Regions from separate parts of the Homo sapiens genome. Here region 1 is linked to region 2. A link is a loop called in an ENCODE intact Hi-C map of the cell type or tissue named here. Cell type or tissue: GM12878. All regions are shown on one strand. Region 1 overlaps OPCML (opioid binding protein/cell adhesion molecule like). Region 2 overlaps OPCML (opioid binding protein/cell adhesion molecule like).

Evidence for each region. Peaks named below come from ENCODE experiments on the same cell type or tissue, not always from the same donor. Only the 100,000 strongest peaks of a DNase experiment are listed, where the experiment ranks them.
Region 1: it touches region 2 in a loop (3-fold over the local background); 1 of 110 quality-filtered maps calls a loop at or near these places.

Annotation. Positions count from the first base shown.
Region 1 is chr11:133,267,015-133,271,014 of GRCh38, forward strand. The region is part of intron 1 of OPCML (opioid binding protein/cell adhesion molecule like); the gene reads right to left. LOC124902796 (a long non-coding RNA gene) reads right to left here. Exons shown (of 2, transcript XR_007062959.1): 2 at 1-4,000. Among named protein-coding and RNA genes, the nearest start is that of OPCML-IT1, 97 kb to the right of the region's middle. RefSeq lists an enhancer at 2,181-2,470. In GM12878, no CTCF peak of the experiment used is centred here; a DNase peak (open chromatin) is centred at 2,407; H3K27ac peaks cover 2,467 bases.
Region 2 is chr11:133,408,803-133,412,802 of GRCh38, forward strand. All of the region lies in intron 1 of OPCML (opioid binding protein/cell adhesion molecule like), which reads right to left. Among named protein-coding and RNA genes, the nearest start is that of OPCML-IT1, 45 kb to the left of the region's middle. RefSeq lists a silencer at 1,613-1,742. In GM12878, no CTCF peak of the experiment used is centred here; DNase peaks (open chromatin) are centred at 1,235 and 1,669; H3K27ac peaks cover 407 bases.

The sequences.
Region 1 (4,000 bases), 140 kb before region 2:
TCTATCTTAAAGCAGAAGTATGATTCGGCACCTTGGGCAGATAAATAGTTGTTTGTTTCCCTAGAGAGGCTGTTTAGTATAACAGGAAGGACTTTGTAGGCGGTGGAATGCAATGTGTTGGAAAGAGTGTACATTTTGGAATTAAAATGACCTTGGCTCCAATCCCAGCTCTGCAATTTACTCGCAGTTTGATTTGGACCAAGTTACAGTGTCTCTGAGCGTCACACTTAGTATTGCTACAGAGTTGTACAGATTAACATTATATTACAGACTTGAGCCTCGGTAATTTTTATCGATGGTGTAAAATGGAAATGATTCAATTTCCCACCTCTGCCACATTCTAGCCATGTGCTCCTGAGCAAGTTTTCTGATCACTCCGAGCCTCAGTTTTCTCACTTGTAAGATGTAGACAATCAAATCCTCCTTGCATATCTACTGTGAAGATTAAGTGAGGTATGTATATAAAGTTCTTAATTTGGTACCTGCATCATAACAGGCACTCACTGAATATATTTTCTTGTCTTTTTGGTATTAAATATAATGGAATTTTATCAAATAATTGTTTTGCTGTGAGCCATGGTAGAATATGACTGCCTTCTGCCTTTTAAATTTTAACTCCCTGACATGGTTTTTCTGTGTCCCTACCCAAATCTCATCTGGAATTGTAGCTCTCACAATTCCCATGTGTCGTGGGAGGGACCCAGTGGGAGGTAATTGAATCATGTGGATGGGTCTTTCCCGTGCTGTTCTCGAGATAGTGAATAAGTCTCATGAGATCTGATGATTTTATAAAGGGCAGTTCTCCTGCACACGCTCTCTTGCCTGCCACCATGTAAGATGTGACTTTGCTCCTCCTTACCTTCTGCATGGTTGGGAGGCCTCCCCAGCCATGTGGAACTGTGAGTCAATTAAACTTCTTTTCTTTATAAATTATCCAGTCTCGGGTATGTCTTTATCAGCAGCATGAGAACAGACTAATATACTCCTTCTCTAGTTCATCCAGTAGGTGCAGTTCCTTCTGTGTGATCTCAGCCTCCCCATCCACTGATGTAACAATGGCCCTGACTATGTTTTTCCCTTTCTCTCTTTCCTAGCCCCAGTCAAGAATTTCTGGCAACCCCTCAAGGCCAGAGTGGACAGCCCTGGATATTCAGACCACATTTCAGGGAACTTCTTACATCCCACTGACTTTTCTGTCTTGACATTAATTTAGAAATCCAGTCACCAAACAGTTGGATAAAACATGTGTCATCTCATGCAACTGATAGAACAGTATCACCATTCAAGAGCTCTGATAAATAACTGAAAGGGACATTTCCATAAACATTCTTATTCTGTTCCTAACTGCAAGAGGATATTAGGTTGTTAGCATAAAATTTGCCTATTCAGCTTTCTGAGTCTACTTTATGAGGAGAAAACTGATTTTCTTTTTAGATACAAATATATTAAAGTTCACAATTAATTTAGATAACACCATGTGAGCTGATAATAAAATGTCTAGCAATTAAATAATGAATGCTAGGAAGCCATAGTCATCAGAGATAATCAGAATACACCTTTATTTTAATGATGTAAAATCAGTGTGTTTTCATATGATTTAATTATAGATTGACAGGAAAAAGTGCAAAACCATAGATTAACAATTTAAGGTAATGCATACACTAGAAACTGTTTCCAAAACTGTGATTAGTACTGAGCAAGTTAAATTCATCATCTTATAAAAGAGAATTTATAGATTTCAAATATAATAGCTTAGCATGAATAGAGATAGAAGACCTTTGAGTACGATATGAGTAGATAATTTTTCCTATAACATAGAATGAAGTGAAACTGCTAAGTAATGCACACATTTCTCTGAAGGCAGGTTTTGCCCATCATACTGTTTAGGCTTATAGTAGAAAACACTGGTCCCGAGGACTTACATCCATTGTAAAATGCAGACCCAACTATATCATGTTTTTGCACAATTCTAGGGGTACCTCTTTGATGTGTGCTCCAGGACAGCTGGTGGCCCTGGATCTAACAATATTCCACCTGTTCATAGAGACAATAAGATCTACAGGTTCAGATGGGGAGTCTGAGATGCAACAAAGACTCTTCAAGTTCTTCAATTAGGAAAGCCTCTTTATGTCTAAGAGTGATGCTACACTTCTCTGGGAAGAAGGGCATCTCTGAGCTCTAAATGCTTTATGTATCTGGCATTTTAAATAATACCACCAAATATGGGAGCCACTGAATTGATGAAATCACAAACTGGAAATTCCCCGAGAGTGAAACAAACAAACAAACAAACTTGGGTTCTGACATTCTGCAGAAAGCAGGTGTATATGACTGAACAGGGAGAAGGGACTTTCCTCAAAGAACCTCAGAGCCACAAGGTGCTTCTTTTCAGAGGAACATAGAACAGTTACTCTGGGGATTTCACGGACACCTTCTCACTCACTGATCTGGTCACATTCTGTACCCTAGTAGGCAGCCCAGATTTTCACATTGACATAGACTGAACTTTATTACTCATTTATTGACACAGACTGAACTTTATTACTCATGTTTTTTCTTTTTCTGGTTGAAAAAATGATGAACACTGTGAATTTCACTTAAAGCCACCTGCTACCCATTTCAGGCAATGGTAAAAACTAACATCAACAGGCTAGACAAAGTAGCCATGGGAGCTGAATTTCATTCCAGAAATGGACAATATCGTTAACATGCACTAAGAGCAGCAAACCATCTCTCTAACTAGGGAAGCATTATCGATAAGATTACCTTTCTGTAAGAGCAAGAAGAATATCCCATCATTTACTGCAGAAGAGAGTATTGTGCAAAGGTTTGGGCTAACCTCAGCACCCCTGTAGTTAAAGATCTTCATGATAATGAAAGAAATGAATAAAAAGAAAATGCTTCCAAGAGGTGTGATTTTATACATTTTATTCTCGTAGCTAGATAACTATGAGATATAACTTCAAAATACAAGAAGGCTTAAATAAAAGATGATACTTGGGAGCTCCTGCATGCCGACATTGGAATCTAATTCTCACATTTTAGTCTCCTGTCCTATTCATGTGGAGGTGCTAAGAATGACAGCAAAGACACCAAGAACTGATTACTTGCTACTCTGTTAATTTTTATGTTTAATTTCAAGTTTTGTGTTGTGTTTGTGTTGGATTGATTGATTGATTAATAGAAAACAGAGAGCAAACCTATTCTCTGGGCCCCATTCAGCACACTGTGGAGTTCTTGATACACTGCAAAATTCCCAGTGTTTTCTTCATGTGTCCTCACTCTATAAGCTTTAGCTAGATGGGAAATTATTCTGCTAGGGAGCTTTAAAATATCACACAGTTGGGACAAAGAAAAAAAAAACCATCTCTTTGTTCATCTGGAAAATGAGAAGGCTAGACAAATGATCCCTCTGGTCTCCTCCAAGTCTTAAATTCTCTATTTCTCTGATGCTTGGAGACATATAAGGGATTGTTTTAGGAAAGAAATACTAAGTACCAATGACATTTTTTGGCTTCCATTTAAAATAGATATCAAATACCTGTTTATGCTTTCAGATGTGTGCATTCCCATAGCAATTTCTTGTTCAATTCAACATGGAGGTACACTGGCTGACAGAGTGGAAACACTGTAAACAGGTGGTTTTCGTGGTTTATATTTTAACACTGAAAGGACTCAAAGAACCTCAGACAGCCAGGAATAGGAGAAAATATTTCCCTCCAATTAAATTGTTCCTATATATCCTAACATGCTTGCGACACGTGTGACTCATTCCAAGTCCAGAATCGTAGGTATGAGACAGTGAAAAGGACACTCTGCTTCCACCTGATATAGTCTCTGCTGTGCTACCAAGTTTACAGAAGAAGTATACAAGGCCCAGAGAGATTCACAGGGACGTTAGCCTGAGGAAGCTGTTGATTAAAATCAAGGCTACTGTGTCCTCGTTAAGGTCTGTGTATAGGATTCTGAATTGCTCCTTGAAGTAAATGCACCAATTCGA
Region 2 (4,000 bases):
CTTTTTCTCATCATTGTTATAATGAAAAGACATGGAATGAGACAATGCGATTCAAAGACCTGCTGTAATAATAGAGTCTGGGGATTAGACACTTTAGTTCAATCGTCTCTCTTACAATTGAATAAGCTCTGTTATATCTCTGCCAGCCATTGTCCATCCTCTGCTGATGCCTTGGTTTTCACTAAACTTAGATGCCAGACTTCCTGGGTGTCTCTGGACACCTGGAAGACAGAAGCAGTCCCTCGTGCATTCCTGAGCAAAGAACAGGCAGCTGTGAGGGGGACGAGCGTGGGCTGTGGAAGGAAGGAGGTGGTAACCCTCTAGAGCAGGCATCTCTCCCCAGAGGAACCAACCAACGCGTCATGATACCCACTTCGCAGATGAGGAAACTGGGGCACAGAGAAAGATGACAGCTTGCCAGAACTCATCTTCAGACAGCGCGACTCCAGAGCCTGAGCTGTGAACTTACGTCACCAAAGTACTGTTCCCAATTCTCACTCCAGGGCTCTCTGGCAGCTAAGTGGTGAGTTTAGAAAACTTGACAGAGGAAGTAATAATGTGGTTAGAGGAAAATTTAGAAAAAGCTTTAAGGTGAGGTGTAAAAAGGCTAGTATTGCCAATGAGAATATTTACTCCATAAATGGAAGCTAAAAGCATCTAGTCTCCCAGTGGGAATTTAAGCATCATCGACAAATGTTCTTTTACACTAGCTCTAATCACTACCGCTGAGCTCCTGCTCTGTTCCAGATGCCAGGGGTCTTATATACATTTTATCCAGAGAGTTTTCTACCAACCGTAACAGCTGTGACTATTCCCAATTCATAGCTGATGAAACTGAGATTTGGACCAAAGTCTCATAGATACTAGTAGGTCTGATGTCTCCATAACCTATTCAGAATAAGAAATTTCATTTCTGGAGTTAACTTCTTAATCAAACAGTAATCAAGTGATAATCACCTCCTAAGCACTATGCACCATGCTAGGTACCACAGAACACAGGTAAAGAAATGAAGAACATCTTTGTTCTTATGGATCCTGCAGTCCAGTCGGGGAGAGAGACAAACAGAATACTCCATATTGTGTGATGCAGTCTCTTCATAAGGAGAAGCACTGCTGCTCTGAGAACACACAGGCGGGTCACATAGCTATCTGCAGAGGTGGGTCAGGGAACAAGCAGAGGAAGGACGTGCTAGAAGGTGAAGAAGGCAGTCAGGAAGAAGCTGATTGACAGGACAACATATGCAAAGCCTGAAGGATCAAATGAGGGCAATTGAGCTCTGAAAGCTGGAGGAGCCTCATGTGACTAGGGCATAGCTACGGCATATAAGTGAGTGGTGACAGCTGACACTGGAGCACTGGTTATATTTCCAGCTACCCCACCAGCGCCCAGCACAGTGCTTGCAGCATAGACTGTCAGTGCTTTATAGGGTGAATGTTAGAAAAATAGGTGTTGGTTGGCATCAAGATTCCACTCCTATCTCCAAGTGGCCTGGGCTGATGGTTGTCCAAATTCATCTGACGACCCTAATACTCCCATCTCCATAAGGTCTTGGTACACTTATTTTTGGGTGAACCCAGCTCTGGCTATGACTACATCTGTGGTTGTTGGGAGGCAGGAGGGGAAGATGCCTTTGCACTCAGCCCCGTTTCCAGGAGCCATGCACTAGCTGAGTCTTTTTCTCTAGGTTATAATTGCTCCCTCGAGAAAGGCTGCATAGCATGCTATGGTTTCCTTTTCTCTCTGGGTCTATTTCAGGAACTGGTTTAGAAGTTGTGGGGTTTTTGTTGCTTTTTTTTTTCTTTGAGTGAAAGCACACGTTAAGAAAAAAAGTAAAAAAAAAAAAAAAAAAAAAAAAAAAAAAAAAAAAAAAGACCTCTCTTTCCCATCAGCTCTTTTGACGTTGCTGGGAGACAAAGCAAGCAGTAGCAAGTCTCCAAAATGGGCTTTAAAGAAATATATTTAAAATAAACCTCTAAAGCAGAACGGCATCACTTGACGACATGTTGTACATTCTGATTCTTCTCCTTCTGCTGCAAGAGAAAGGCTTTCTTGGGCCTGTGAAAAGGTAACTGAGAAGAGCCTCATTTAACTCTTAGAGACCATGGGACCACCCATTCCAATGACCTAGACTGAAAAATCAGGCATGGTGCCCAAAAGTTACCCAATACCTCCCATTGCTTCCTCAAGCATCTTCGCATTTTGATCTCCCTTGGTTAGACCTGTGGCTGGCATGTGTCCCCTCACAGGACCCTGAGGAATTAGACAGATATTAGAGGAACAACAAATGAAGACCAGGGAGGTCAAGGTGATGCTGGGACCTAGACAAAGACTTCAGTTCCCCCAGTTCACATGGAACCAATAGGGTCCCTCAACTTCAAGGACTAAAGAGGGCATGAATAATGGGTGCCTCGGTGGTACCCACTGGGAAGTACACATGAGAGAGCTCAGGGGGGTACAGGCTTAAACTTGGATTTAATACGATTTAATTTTTCTTAAGTGGATGTCACACTTTTTCCACATCTGAGTTTTTGGAGCAATATTCACACCCACTCCTCCTTTCCTTTGAAAACATGATCAAGCATGCCAGCGTGGCTCTGAAATGCCTTCCCCTAACAGAAGAGGGCCAGGCCCAGGGAGGAAGGTCAGGCCAGAGGTCATGGGAAAGGAACCCTTGGGAAGAAATGCAGTCCCAGGCCTGGCCAGCCCTAACTCTGGGGCAAGCTCATTTACAGTGGCCCTCACACAGTTCCTCAATTCTGGGTCCTGTCACCTCACAGTCTTAGAAGCAGTCTTCATGGCTTTCTCAGCTGCAGCTTCAAGTGCTCCCAGGCATTATTCCATGTTCCTCTCACAACACACATGAGAGGAGGGGTGGCCAAATATCCTCATCCCATTTATCAATGAGCAAGTGCCAGGCTCAGCCAGTGAAGCCCAGGGTGTAGCTCGAAACCTCCGAGTCCCAGGTTTTTCTATGCAGCTAAGCTGCTTGTGGTGGAAGATCACCTAAGAGCCTTCCTCCACTTCATGAGAAAGTTTTTCTGTTTATTGTCTTTGACTGAACATCATGGATTTGCATGTAAGATAAAAATTAGGGAAGGGAAGTGGCTTCCCCCCACACGTTGACAATCAGGAAACATTTATCACCTCTTGCCCTGAATGTCATGGAGGCAGCTACTTATTTGCCACCCCCTCCAGATCTGTCTATCCATTTACCATGGTGGTAATCAGAGTTCCAAGAGGAAACACGTGGCACATTCAAACGGTCTAATTTGAGGAGAATGCAACACTCTGCAAAAGCAAGGGCAGAATACAAGCAAATCCCAAGGTGTGATGAATGCAGTCTCTGGAACTAGTAACTCCAAAGCACTTTCATCATACTAGGCCTGAAGTAGGAATAATCATGAGAACAGTGACCTGAAAAGAACAATTGGAGAGGCCCACCTAGGAGGGGCTGTGATCTTTAATTGAGGAGCACAGCTGTCCCACAGTGAGGCCAGACTAGGGGAACAAGAGAATCAATACCCAGACCTCACCTTCTCCCTCTAAATGTCTGTCACTGATGTCTATGGGTCAAACCAACTGGAAACCAGAGGGTCAGAGAGCATGTGGCATGGGCACGGTTCACAAAGGTCAGTTTCCTGGGTGCAGAGCACTTTAGAGGTGGATGCAGATGGATATCCAACAGCACCTTAGTCCTCATCATCAACCTCATGATAGCTATTCATCAGAGAGTAGAACCCTACCATCTGAGGGGTTTTTTGAGATGTATTTTCTATGAATGAGAACTTGTCGCATTACCACCAACTCAGCTGATACAGATGAAAAATAGTACACGTATGCCCCTATCCTCTCTTCATACACGCCAATAAACTTTTCCACTGTAGTCTGTTGTTTGTAGTTTGTCACTGCTTTAGCCCTGATTTTGAAAAGGAAAGTGGTAAATGAGATTGGAATCAAGTAGCCAAGAAAGTGTGCCTGGAAGGGGAAGAGAGAGTCTGA